Linked DNA regions of Homo sapiens: region 2 is linked to region 1. A link is a contact called in ENCODE Hi-C or POLR2A ChIA-PET data. All regions are on one chromosome and are shown on one strand. The core of a region is the stretch at or near the end of the contact, and the rest is flanking DNA. Distances in the headings are between cores, read along the strand shown. Region 1 holds the start of SMYD3 (SET and MYND domain containing 3). Region 2 holds the start of SH3BP5L (SH3 binding domain protein 5 like).

Region 1 (6,595 bases), core at 2,605-5,104:
CAAAATATTAATCCTTGAATGATTAACATCTCCCATGTGGTAGGCCCTGGGGATATAAAAAAGATTAGACTTAGAGCACTACACTAGGGAGTGAGAAGGTTTACAAATACAATCATAACAATGGAATTTTATGTGCTGCACTCACCAAAGCAAACGGGAAATACACATAACTCATACCCAATTGTCAACCAACCTGTTCTACCTCCATCAAATTAAAAATGCATGCAACGGCAGAAGGACAATATAAGTGATTTCAGGCCGGGGACAGCGGCTCACGCCTGTAATCCCAGCACTTAAGGAGGCTGAGGCGGGTAGATCACCTGAGGTCAGGAGTTTGAGACCAGCCTGACTAACATGGTGAAACCCCATCTCTACTAAAAATACAAAAATTAGCCAGGCGTGGTCTGTAATCCAAGCTATTAAGGAGGCTGAGGCAGGAGAATCGCTTGCACCTGGGAGGCGGAGGTTGTGGTGAGCCAAGATCACACCATTGCACTCCAGCCTGGGCAACAAGAGCAAAACTCCATCTTAAAAAAAAAAAAAAAAAAAAAAAAGTGATTTCAGGTTATAATTTCATTGCCATTTACTCTTTCTACAACTTACATACTTCATTTTCTTTTCCAGGCACAACACGGAAAAACCAGAAGCCATTCCTTAATGAGAGGAAAAAGGTAAGATAAGCCATGAAGCAGGTTCACCTTTCTCCATTAACAAAAACAAGTATACAGAACTAAAGCTACTAATCAAAACAGCTCTAGAGCAAAGGAAATCATGTAAAACTTGGTAACCATTGTTTCTGGAGCCTAAGGAAGTAGAGATGTGCATCCCTTAAGGACATCATGAGGTGATTTCATTGTTGTAGGAACATCATGGTGTATCCTCACACAAACCCAGACTGTACATACAGCCTGCTACACACCTAGGCTAGCAGGTATTGTCTGTACTGCCTACTGCTCTGAGGCTATAAACCTGCACCGCGTGTTACTGTACTGAATACTGTAGGTAACTGTAAAACAATGGTAAGTATTTGTGTATCTAAATGTACCTAAACACAGAAAAAGTACAGTTAAAAAATGATATAATCATACAGGGCCACTGTCATGTATCTGGTCTTTCGCTGACCAAAATGTCGTTATGCAGTGCATGACTGTAATTATCATCAATATCTGTTTTTTTAATTCTATTTTGATTTTTCCTTTCCCATGTAACTGTTAATTGCTACAAACTAACATTTTCATTCCATACTTAATTCAGATGGAAGGCAGCAGAAGGACAGGGGCAGTTAGGAGGAAAATTCTGCCAGACATTCATACTAAAACTAAGGGCTTACTATGTGTTAGACACTGGGGCTACAAAAACTGAAAGATGCACTATTCTTAAAGACTTCACAATGGACAGTGAATAAAGAGAAACAAATTTTACTTACAAGATGACAAGTAATACAGAAACTTATCCCTCAAGGACAGGCATTCAACAGTGGCAGAAAACTGCATCAAACAATGCGCTAACATTTCCCTAACACTATTTTCAGGTTGCAGTGATTCCCAACCAGGCTCTTTGGAACACTATAACCACTAAAATGGGAGTGTTCAAACAGAGCAACTACTACCACAACACAAGTGAACTGTGTATCCTGGCAATCCAAAGTAAGTGCAAATATTTTGTGTCTGTGTAAAATACTAGTAAGTATTTGTCAGTCATTATGAAGAATCTGTTTAGCTTGTTTTGTTTAGATGCTTAGCATTTACTTATATCCCTTTTTCTATGTTTATGTTTGCTGATTTCCCCACTGGATAACTATCGGTGGGAAGTAGAGTGAGCCTGCCTTCTATCTTAAAAGCCAAAAAGGCTAAATACCGTCTCAACCTCCCTCGCGCTAGGGGTGCAGGCAGTGACCTAAGTTTAGCCAATCCAAGACACTCACTGAGGACTTTGAATAAAAGCCAGTATCACAAAGAAGAATGGTTGAGAGAATCACTCTCCAGCAACAGTGAGTTTCCCAAGGAGCAGCAGCAGCAGCAGCACCAGGGTCCAGTGTCTATGGTGTTCGTGGTACCTACTGCAGAATCCAATATTATCAGGCGACAGAAGTGATATACACCCCAGATCCCAGCCCCAGCTACTTTTGCAGTGCAATCCTAACTTGGTTCAGCCGATGCCCAGTCAAGTCTTGGCAGACTTTAAAGCAACACTGAGAACTCCCCCAAAACTCTTTCATTAAATTCCTTTTTTGCTTAAATCCCCAGTTACTGCAAACAGGAAAAATGAATGAGACTAATGAAATAGTATGGTAAATCAACAAGCATCCCACCCACAAAGGGTTTGTGTAGCTTATTTTGGAAATGCACAATTCCGTGTGTCACAAGACTCAACTTCAGCTCTAATGATTCAATTGCCAATTTGTCACCATTTATTCATTCCAAAACTTTTCTGTTCCAAGAACTATCTTGAAAGGAACGAATTGTTTTCAACCACACAGTTTACAAAAACTTCAAGATGCTGCTCTCTCCCGAACAGATGTTTTCGCTGTTATCATTACTTCAGAAAGCAACAGACAAAATTATTATTTGGTAGCTCTAAAATGCAAAGTCATATTCCTGAATTATGAATCAAATGAGAACAAAGTAAGAACAATGGTCAAATTACAGATACGAGTTTTGCACTTACCGTCCCACCTCCACCCACCTAAATCTCAGACTGGCAGGTCTGAAAAGCGGCCATGCACAAAATCATCGCACTCATCTCAAAATAGAACTCTTCTTCCTCGCACACAGAAGCTCAATAATATTTGTTGACTGAATGCAGTTCCTATTATTCATGTATGTTACACATTTCCATAAATTGCTTTCACATAGCACTTTACACCGGCACAGCGCGTCCAGGCTTCCAAAACACCTTCACGTGAATCCCTGCATCTAGAATGGTGGTTAAGAGTTAGACATGCCTGCACAGCCATTAAATGGCACAGCACACGGGGGACCCGTGTCTGATGCTCCCACAGCACATTAATTGCCCCTCTATTTCAGCCCTTCTGGTACACTGTAATTCTCTCTCTCACTTGATCAGCTCTTTGAGGAGGTCCCGTTCCTCTTCGTATCCCCAGGCCACACACAACCCAGACCACAGAGGTGCACCGTAGACATCAAGATTCTTCCACCTGCTGCAAGCCTGATGCTTTACCGGCGGGGCCTCTGCAGGGGAGCCTGATTTATACTCATCCCAGCTCCCACCCAGCCCCACGCCCGCCACGTGTGATTTCCACAGCCGCACCAAGGAAGACTGTCCAGCACACAGACTTTTCGTCTCCCAGCAAAATTATCCCCGGCACAACGCTTCCCCCTCAAGTCTGCCCAATGGCTTTCCCATTTCCACCGCAGCCCAGGTTGGGGGGCAGTGGCTGAGCCTGGGCCCCCTCCCAGCCCCGCTGCGGCAACCTAGGGGGGTGTCCGGGCGGGGCCTGTCAGCAGCGACCCGCCCCCGGGCACACGCGCGTCAGGGGCAGCACCGCCAAGCTGCCTGTGCAGCCCCATCCAGCAGGAGTCCCGCGGCTGCCGGCCGCCCGACGCCCCCCCCTCCCCAGCACCCCACACAGCTCGCGACTCAGGTAGGCGAGGGCGCTCCTTACGCACCCGAGAAGGCAGCGGTCGCAGACGACGCCACGACTCCCCTTGCACACCGTGTACGCCAAGGGATCCGAGCGGAAGAGTAGCTCTCCGGGGCGCAGCGGGGTCACGGCGCGCAGCCCGTTTCCCCTCTTGGCGGTTGCGAACTTTTCCACCTTCAGCGGCTCCATCCTCCCGCAGCTCCGGCACCTCAGACGGCTACCCGCGTCCAGCAGCGGGCGTCTCACGGGCTGCCGGGACCCGCGCGCCTGCGCCCTGCGCGCACACGTACGCCCGAGGGGCGGGGCGGGCGCGGTGGGGCAAGAGCATGCGCAGATGGAGTCTGGAGGGACGGCTGGAGTGGAGTGTGTGGGACCTGAAGGTGGTCGTAAGGCTCCGCGTGCGGCTCGTGCCCATGGCGACTGCGCAGAAGACAGGCGGGGTTTTTTTTCTCCCTCTAACATTGTATTACGATCATTTTAACGCATACGGAACAGTTGAAAACAGTGCAGTGAACACCTATATACCTCCGCCTAAATCAGACAACCTAGCACTTTGCCATTTCTGCTCGTCACTCTCTCCCCACCTGTAGCTATGTATACACGTATTGTCGTTAAACTATTTCAAAGTTGCAGGCATCATGACATCACAACTAGTACTTTGCACTGTAACTTTTTTTTGTTTTAGGACGGAGTCTTGCTCTGTCGCCCAGGCTGGAGTGCAGTGGCGAGATCTCGGCTCACTGCAACCTCTGACCTCCGGGTTCAAGCGATTCTCCTGCCTCAGCCTCCATAGTAGCTGGGACTACAGGCATGTGCAATCCTCCCGCCTGGGCCTCCTGACTAGATGGGACTATAGGCTCACGCCACCATGCCTGGCTAATGCTTTTTACTTTCCTCCAGAGACAGTCTACCTATGTCGCCCAGGCTAGTCGCAAACTCCTGGCCTCAAGTGAACCTGAACCTCCTGCCTCGACCTCTCGAATTGCTGGAATTACAGGTGTGAGCCACCACACCCAGCTTAATTTTCTTTTTTGTTTTTGGGGTTTGTTTTGTTTTGTTTTGTTTTTTGAGACGGAGTCTCATTCTCGCCCAGGCTGGAATGCAGTGGTACGATATTGGCTCACTGCAACCTCTGCCTCCCGGGTTCAAGCGATTCTCCTGCCTCAGCCTCTTGAGTAGCTGGGACTACAGGCGCCTGCCACCACGCCCGGCTAATTTTTGTATTTTTAGTAGAGACGAGGTTTCACCGTGTTAGCCAGGATGGTCTCGATCTAACCTTGTGATCCGCCCGCCTCGGCCTCTCAAAGTGCTGGGATTACAGGCGTGAGCCACCGCGCCCAGCCCACCCGGCCTAAATTTCTTAGTTTGGACAAACGTGCCATGGTAATGCAAAATGTCATTATTAAGGGCAGCTGGATGGAAGGTGTAGGAGTACACTATAGTGCCTTTCAATTTTTCTGTGTATCTAAAGTCATTTCAAAAGTAAACATTTATTTTAAAACATGAAGGTGGTTATGCTTCCATGAGTGTAAAGTACAAAAGGCAGGCTCGTGGTGCTGTCAGAAGTCAGAACACTGGTTTCAGGGCTGGGGGTGTTGGGAGGGGCTGGGCATGGTTGGCTTTGTGATCTGGGGGCTGGTGTGTTCCATCTGTGAATATCTTTTAAGCTGTGCACTTACCAGGGATGTAAGTCATATCTTAATAAATTTTCATAAGTTTGACAAAAAATAAAATGAGGATGGGAAGCTTGTTTGGGTTGTGGGGCCTCGGGTGCTTATCCAGCCATGAGCTGTGTCCCAGATGCTTCTAGAAGCCTGGAGGGAGCTGAGAACATTCCAAGTCGAGGTGGCAGAGCCAAGGCCCTGAGGTGGGAGCGCAATGCTGCACATCCCCAGCTGTGAATGGGGTGTCCTGGTCAGAAGCAGTGCTGTGTGCACTGCAGGGCCGGCAAATCCACGTCCACATTGTGGCTTGGTGCAGTGAAAGCCAATCTCAGCCCCCTCCACAGTGTGATTAGCCTGCCAGCAGGTGGCCAGCTGGTCCTCCTGGGAAATGGTGCCAACCCAGAGACTGGGTGCAAGTGTCTCATCCACGGAGGGGCGCTCAGCAGTGGTGTCAGCCTGGTGAGCCTCGGTAAGGGCACGTGCAGGATGCTGAGCCTCTTCCGTTCCCATGCCCGTCTCAAGGCCACTTGCTCCGTGGGCCCATCCAGCAAGCATGGTGGCCAGGAAAGAAGCCGGCTCCATTCACAGGGCGTGCTGTTTTGCTCACCTCAGGACCAAGAGCATCCTCCATAGTGATTCTCTTTGGTGGGAGCACTAGAAACATGAACCACAGATACCTTCAGCGTCTGAGCCGCTGAGGCGAGGGCTGCAGGACACCCTGCTGTCGGGAAACCCTGCACTGGCGGCTGGAAGGCATGTGGTGGTGGCGCCTGCTGTGGCTGCAGCAGTTGCTGCGAGGCTTCGGGATCTCGCCGGCCCCTGCGAGGTGAATTGTGACAGTGCAGAGCTCCGTGGTACCAGGGCCCCCTGCATGGCCATGCTGACTGCAGCTGGGAGCCCACCACACCTCTGGTTCCCCGCTCTTCCCAGGGCTGGGGTCTAGGCCAGGCCCCTCTTGGCCTGCGAATTGTGCCCTGGGAGGGGGACACTGTTCCACAGGTTGGGACCAAGGACCCAGGGCATGCTACTGGCTGGCTGGGCTGCAGGGATGCCATGCTCACCTTTCTCTCTCATGGCCTTGACGGGACCGGCTTCCTCATTGAACAGCATTTTCCAAGGTGTCTGGGATTGCTGGTGGGGTGCCACCCTGGCTCCTTCTAGGCATGCCCGTCATTGGCCACCAAGGGGGCCAGATGCAGGTGCCCATGCTGCTGTGGGGGCATCTCCCAACTTCCCTCTTAGTCCTGATGGGCCTAGGCAGGGCCTGATATGGGGGTCCCCATGGGCTTCCGGGGCTAAGCCTGCCCCATGGTCCCAGGGCTGTCCA
Region 2 (6,595 bases), core at 1,684-4,183, 2.3 Mb after region 1:
ATGTTAATTTTAATTGATTGTGTTTAAATAGCCACATGCAGCTAGTCCACCCTATTAGACAGCACAATGCAAGCATGACTCTTCCTACTACTACCATGTGCCTATGCAGACACTGGAAAAATACATAGGAGTAGTAGAGGCCAAGTAAAGAGACCACAGTGGATTCTCCTCTGCAGAAGCCTTCTCTGGAGCAGGGCAAGGAAGGCTGTAGGGAGGCATATAATGCACATTACACAGCCCTCCTCCACAAGCAACAGAGAGACAGCTCTTTCCCAAAGTGCTATCTACAAACTATCACCAAGGAACAAGCAAAAAGAGTTTGAGAAAGAACTGTAGACTTGTGTCAGAGCAGAGCAAGAATGAGTTGTGCAAATCAGCTAGACCAACTGCTCACTTTACAGATGAAGAAACTGAGGCTCAGAAACGTAAAGAAACTTCCATAAAAATCATAAATCATGGGGTTGGAGGTAGCGTGAAACTCAGCCCAAGACTTTTTTCACTACAACTGATTTCCTCAGAGGATGATAAATCTGTAGAAATAGCAAGAAAAATTGGCTGTTTTCAATGCAATGTCAGGCAGAGCAGAAATAAATTACTGACTCATGCCAGAAACAAATGGCTCACCACTGCTCCATTATAAGCATGGACACAGTAGAAGAGGAACCCACACACACACACATATCCCAGGAACCCACACAGAGAGTGAAGGAAGAATGCCAGGACTGGCTTTGATTTCTTCCCAACTCACTGGAGTAATCCAATAAAGGTTTGCTGACAGATAAGCCTAGGAATTTGAGCCTTCATATGTTCTTGCTCACCTACAGAAGAGTCACTTCCACAACATCAGAGTCTTGGAGATGTGACCGGAACAAATGGCAGACTCAAGCCCCAAACATGCAGGAGCATCCTGGTCGTCACCTGCCCAAGAAGCTTCCTCAGGAAGTCATTCTCAGCCAATTCCCTGAAACACTGCAACCCAGCTTTGATTGGCCAGGCATCTCTTCCACATGGAGTTGGTCTTCCTCACTGACTACCCCCAGGTCTCCTACACAAAGATCTGCCTGTCCTACCAACTAGATTGTAGACACTCCAAGGCAATAAACTGCTCTTCCATTCCTTTAGGAGACCCACTATCCTGAGGGCCAGGTATGTATGTTACTAAGGATTGGCCACAACAAAAGTTACAAATCCTTGAACATATGGGGTTTCTTTATAGATCTAAAGTTGATGCTACCTTTATAACACTGGAAAGGTCTCACTGTTTACAAGGGTGAAACACATTATCAGAGCAATGTGGGCCGCACATCCCTGGAAGGTACCGCTGAGAAGGTGAGAAAGGGGAAAAGATTCTCTCACTCAGCCTCAAAACTGTCCCCCAGTATCAAAGTCATCTCCTCTCACACAGCATCCCTAACTAAGGTGGCAGCCCCTCTGCTTATCTGGAAAGAAGTACAACACACCTACCCTCCACTGACCTAAAGTGTGCCTCCTCCATCTACTGCCAAGTGACACTTTGCTCCTTCAGTGAAGCTTTCAGCAATGCCTCCCAAGCACTAAGGCCAGGCCTTTCTCTGCACTCCATCAGCACTTCAGACACACAACTCTTTTGGAACTTGTTACATTACCCTGCAATGATTTGTTGACAAACTTGTTCTCCTTTCCTGCCCCAGCAGACTGGGGACAGAGTAAGTCTAAGCCCTCATTCATCCAACACTCTTCAGGGAGGCTGGAATCTGGGCTCTCCTTCTCTCCCTGCTCTCAGTGCTCTCACCTGTATTCTAGGATCCAGTTCTTCCTCCTCTCTTGGGGACAATTTGGCCTCACTGCTGCTGCTTCCACCTCCTCCAGGCTCTTCTGCGACTGGGCTCCTAGGGACTTCATCCTCTACAACTTCAGGCCGCAGCTCCCCCTGTGGGGTCTCCCGCCCTCCTGGAACCTGTCTGAGCTCAGCCATGCTGACAGGGGGAGGGCAGAGCCCTATGCACAAGAGAGGACTGACATGCTGGGACCAGGGCCCCAGCTTGGGGCTTCCTGGGCTCTAGATGGCCAGGAGAAGAGTTTCTCTTCTCAAAAGGCAGAAAAGGTGGGCACAGGAAGAACCTCACACTAGGTTAGAGGTTGAGATTCAAGTTGTCAGTGGGGTTCCTAGAGCTGAAGCCTTGTCTGTGCAAAAGTTCTTCCCTTCCCGCCACAGGGAGTCCACTGTGACAAACCCGGAGCAACAGCTCCAAGGCAGGGGGCAAAGGGGGCTTGGATCCTGGACCGAGGCCTGCTAGGAGGAGCACCATTCGGGAGGGTGGAGGCAGGCGCCTCCAGGCTGTGGTGGCAGCTGGAGAGAGAAGGCTGGGCCCGAGCTGAGGCTGTAGGATGAGCGTCTCTGGGGAGCTGCAGAGAAACAAAGGCCAAGTATATGGTCATGTCAGCATCAAAACCGCAGCCACCAGCCCCTTCCAACTCTACAGCCTCCCAAAAACTACACTCTCACCACGCCCCCACCCATGTATTCCGACCAGTCCCTACCTCAACTTCTCTCCTTAGCCCTCAAGGACTTTAGATTCTACTCTTCCCCCGTCCCAGCTCCTCTCGACCCAGGCCCTCCTCAACCAGCGCCTTCGAGACTTTCCTCTGCACCCCTAGGCTCTCCTCCATCTCCTGTGGTCTCCCGCTCGTCCCACTCCACCCCAGCCCGGCTTTGCGATTCACCTTGTAACCCCGAGCCCCACCCCACCTTCTCTGTCCAACCCGAGACATCTAAGCCTCCCGTCTCCAATTCCACACTCTTCCGCAATCCCAAGGACCCTACTCCCGTCCATTCTACCCAGCCATGCGCAAAAGCCCCCCGCACAGCCTTACCTCAGTTTACCTTCCCGTCCGCGGAGCTTCTATGCTGCAAACAATCTCCCCCCCTCCCTCCCCGCAACAAGCCGATCCAACCAAAAACGACCAGGCAGACCAGAAGCGGAAATACATCATCGGTGAACAACGCTCTCCCTCCCACGCTCTCTCTCAAGCCGGGCCTCCTCGGGAGGCCTCACACTCCCCCGCCCTGCCTTCAGTTTCCGTACAAAATGGTGCCCCACGTTGCTCAGGCTAGCCGTAGGTTGCCTCCAGACCATACTCCACCAAGGCTGAATGAAAGAAAAACATGAGAATGTGGTGCTGAAGAAAATTAGGGCGCGGGACGGAAATCGAGAGTAACTGGTGAGAAGAGGAATACTAGATATAAAACGGAGATAATAGCCTCAGAGTGAGTAGTGCCATCTTGCTTTACGGAGCTGCGGCGGCGGCTGCCGGAAAGCCACTTCCGGCCTGCTCCACGGAGGCGGGCGCGACGCCGAAAGTGAGCTGGTAAACTTCCGGCAGTGGCTCCGGGGGCAACTCGAGTCCGGACGCTGGCGGGCTTCGCGGGCGAAGGCAAAGTCGATTTCCAAAAGTGACTTTCCTCACTCCCGTGAAGTCGGCGGAACCCTCCACTAACGGCGTCTGAGCGGACGGCTCCGATGTGTAAATCCCACTCCTCGAGGCCTCTGGACCTTGCACCTTGAACGACGTTTTGGTGGGGTCACCAATTGCTCCGTGAATACTAACCAGGAACTTAGTCAACATTAACTCAGTTAATTCACTCGTGCACCCAGGGTCAGATGCCCTCGATGAGCAGGAGTTTGTTACATGGCATTGTGTATCGTTACCTAGGTCCCTGAGCGAGCGCCTGCTTGTCACCTCTAGGTGTCGCTTGGTGAGGGGAGGGCCTAGGCCTAAGGGGAAGGGCTTCATTCAGGGTTGGATGTTTTGTTTTTACAAAAGGCGTAACTTCCTCAGAGTCAACTCAAAACTTTGCCCTGCAGATGGAAAAGGCAAATGGGCTGAATTCCCCTCCTTTTTGGATCCTGTCAAAGACAACCCAGCTAGACATTGAAGCAGTGAAAAAGACTTTTTTCAGTAACTACTTACAGAAAGGAAAAGAACTGACCTCTGTTCCGATTTGTACAGAAGTGACTGGGCATTTCAAAGGGAGAATGAAGGAAGGAAGGTGATCAGGGCTCAATAGTGTTGGAGAAGTGAAAAATTACAGATTTGATTGGCATAGATGCGATTCGGCCAGATGTGTCTGCTAGCTAGCAGCTATAGAAGTTAGAGTGCTTTTTTATGTATTTATTTATTTTGAGACGGAGTTTAACTCTTGTTGCCCAGGCTGGAGTGCAATGGCGCGATCTTGGCTCACTGCAACCTCCGCCCCACCCCCACCCCCGAGTACAAGAGATTCTCCTGCCTCAGCCTCCCGAGTAGCTGGGATTACAGGTGCATGCCAACACATCTGGCTAATTTTTCTATTTTTAGTAGAGACGGGGTTTCGCCACGTTGGCCAGGCTGGTCTCGAACTCCTGACCTCAGGTGATCCACCCGCCTGGGCATCCCAAAGTGCTAGGATTAGAGGCGTGAGCCACCACGCCCAGCCTAGCTTGCTATTCTTGCACTGAGATTGGGAGGTAGAGGCTCTGCCCTTCTTGACGATCAATTTCAAAGGAATGGCTCTCAGGTCCTTTAGAAGGACCTCTTGAGTTGTAGCAGACGCATAAACACCTTAAAGAGAAGAAGGAAGGATTCATAATGGTAAGCCCTTAATAAACGCCCTGAGAAAGGGAGGTCAGGAGCCTATCATCAGGTGTTGGCTAGAACAAATAGTAAATTCTCCTGGTAGCATTGAGCTTTCTCAGGCAGGCATTTTCATGGGGGAGCTGGGGTTCTCCTAGGGACATGATCTGACACTGCTAGAAGGCATGCTAAAGTTTGTCTCTTAGTAACTCAGAGGTTTGGATGGAGTCATGTGCCAAGAGTTCTACAGTTCTCAGTCCATTTCTTCTATCCCTTCATCCCATGAATAACGATTTTTTTAAATTGAGCAGAGCAAAATATATTCCTTTAAAAGAGGTGATTGAAAACAGATTTTTCCATTAAATTGGAGGTTTTGTTTTTAAAATTACAAAAGTGATTTTTCTAATTTCAATAAGTCAGCAGGACCTTGAGTAACATTGTCTAAGTGGACAGCTTTGATGGATAATAATGCCTCAGTCTTCTACCACAGTCCTTTTTATTATTAAGGTGCCATACAAAAACCATAAAAATTAAATATAAGGTGATAAACATGATTTATTTGTTGTCTACCAGTCACTTTACTTTTGTAGAACTAGAATTTCACTGTAATAACCTCATTTTACCCAGGATGTTCTGTCTACCCTAGCCTGAATTATCTAACCTTTCTTATTCAGCACTGCTCCAATACCTGTCATTCTTATACCCCATCCCATAGCTCCTTTTCTCTGTGTAATGCTTAGCAATCACAAACTGCTGCTACGTGTCACAGATCTTTGGTGGGAAAACATTATGAATACATATAATGGCCAGACCCCTAGATCACATCCTGAGATTTAGCAGCTCCTTTAAAGTCTCCACTGGCCTCTTCCAAGGTTAACTCTCACCCACTGAGACCACATGTGAATCTATCATGTATAGATTGTGATATAATCCCACAATAGTTTTTCTGCTGGGTTTGGATAATGTTTTGGGTAGGAAGAGATTGGGCGATGCTGTGCATTGATTTAACCTGAACTTGTTTATTGAAGCCAGCACAAACATGATGAATTAAAACTTTTGTCTACAGCAGCACTGTCTGAAAGACCTTTCTGCAAAGAAGGAAATGTTAATCAGCTCTGCACAGTATGGTAGTCTGTAGACACATGTGGCCATTTAGAACTTGAAATGGAGCTACTGTGATTAAGAAGTTGTATTTTTTATTTTAATTTAAATAGCTCTGTGTAGCTAGTTTCTCCTTTCCTGGACAGCACGTTTTTAGAACCTGCCTTTTCTATATAATTTCTCCAGAATACATACTGAACTTTCACATCTTCAATACAAAACAAACAGCCTCTCAGTCTCCACTATCATTTGTCTTTTCTCCACTTCCTCCCTTCCCATTCACCCCTACAGTCTGGCTCCGGATGCTGCCAATTCATAGGAATTACAAAGATAAGGTCATCCATGCTCTCAATATTGCCACATCACTGACATCTGACACTGGGTTATTTCTCTCTTTTTTCTTATCATTTAGCTTCTGAGTCACCCTGGTACTGGGTTTCCTCTTCTCTGGCTTGTTGATTCATTCCTTTATGCAATATGTCTTTACGGAGTGCCTATTACGTGCCAGAATTTCAGGCAATGATGAGAAAAAGGACACTATCTCACTTCCCATGTAGGTGATAGTCTATGGTGCTCATTTTATTTTATTTTTGTTTATTTATTTATTTACTTATTTTTACTTATTTATTTGAGATGGAGTCTCACGCTGTCGCCAGGCTGGAGTGCAATGGCACGATCTCAGTTCACTGCAACCTCCGCCTCCCAGGTTCAAGTGATTCTCCTGCCTTAGCCTCCTGAGCAGCTGAGACTACAGGCACATGCCACCACGCCCAGCTAATTTTTTTGTATTTTTAGTATAGACAGGGTTTCACCATGTTGGTGAGGCCGGTCTCCAACTCCTGACCTCAAGTGATCCACCTGCCTCAGCCTCCTAAAGTGCTGGGATTACAAGTGTGAGCCA

What was found. Hi-C counts contacts between places; a loop is a spot of excess contacts on that map. ChIA-PET counts read pairs that join two places held with the same protein, here RNA polymerase II (POLR2A). Pooled maps may share reads with other maps.
Region 2: a pooled map shows a loop between it and region 1 (7-fold over the local background). The contact joins the promoter of SH3BP5L here to the promoter of SMYD3 in region 1. A Hi-C loop is called at or near these places in 1 of 168 maps with a recorded cell type or tissue (CD8-positive, alpha-beta T cell) and 5 of 50 pooled maps. POLR2A ChIA-PET finds 5 or more read pairs at or near these places in 1 of 52 experiments (activated T-cell).

The regions. Positions count from the first base shown.
Region 1 is chr1:246,503,425-246,510,019 of GRCh38, forward strand. It overlaps SMYD3 (SET and MYND domain containing 3), which reads right to left and starts at 3,855. Exons shown (of 12, transcript NM_001167740.2): 1 at 3,630-3,855. The coding sequence starts at 3,793. RefSeq lists enhancers at 2,806-3,306, 3,307-3,807 and silencers at 3,493-3,542, 3,813-3,992, 4,482-4,714.
Region 2 is chr1:248,822,982-248,829,576 of GRCh38, forward strand. It overlaps SH3BP5L (SH3 binding domain protein 5 like), which reads right to left and starts at 2,934. Exons shown (of 7, transcript NM_030645.3): 1 at 2,854-2,934; 2 at 1,772-2,385. The coding sequence starts at 1,954. It overlaps MIR3124 (microRNA 3124), which reads left to right and starts at 3,396; the gene lies at 3,396-3,462. RefSeq lists enhancers at 2,606-2,665, 2,728-3,279, 3,036-3,295, 3,280-3,830, 3,406-3,455 and 1 more.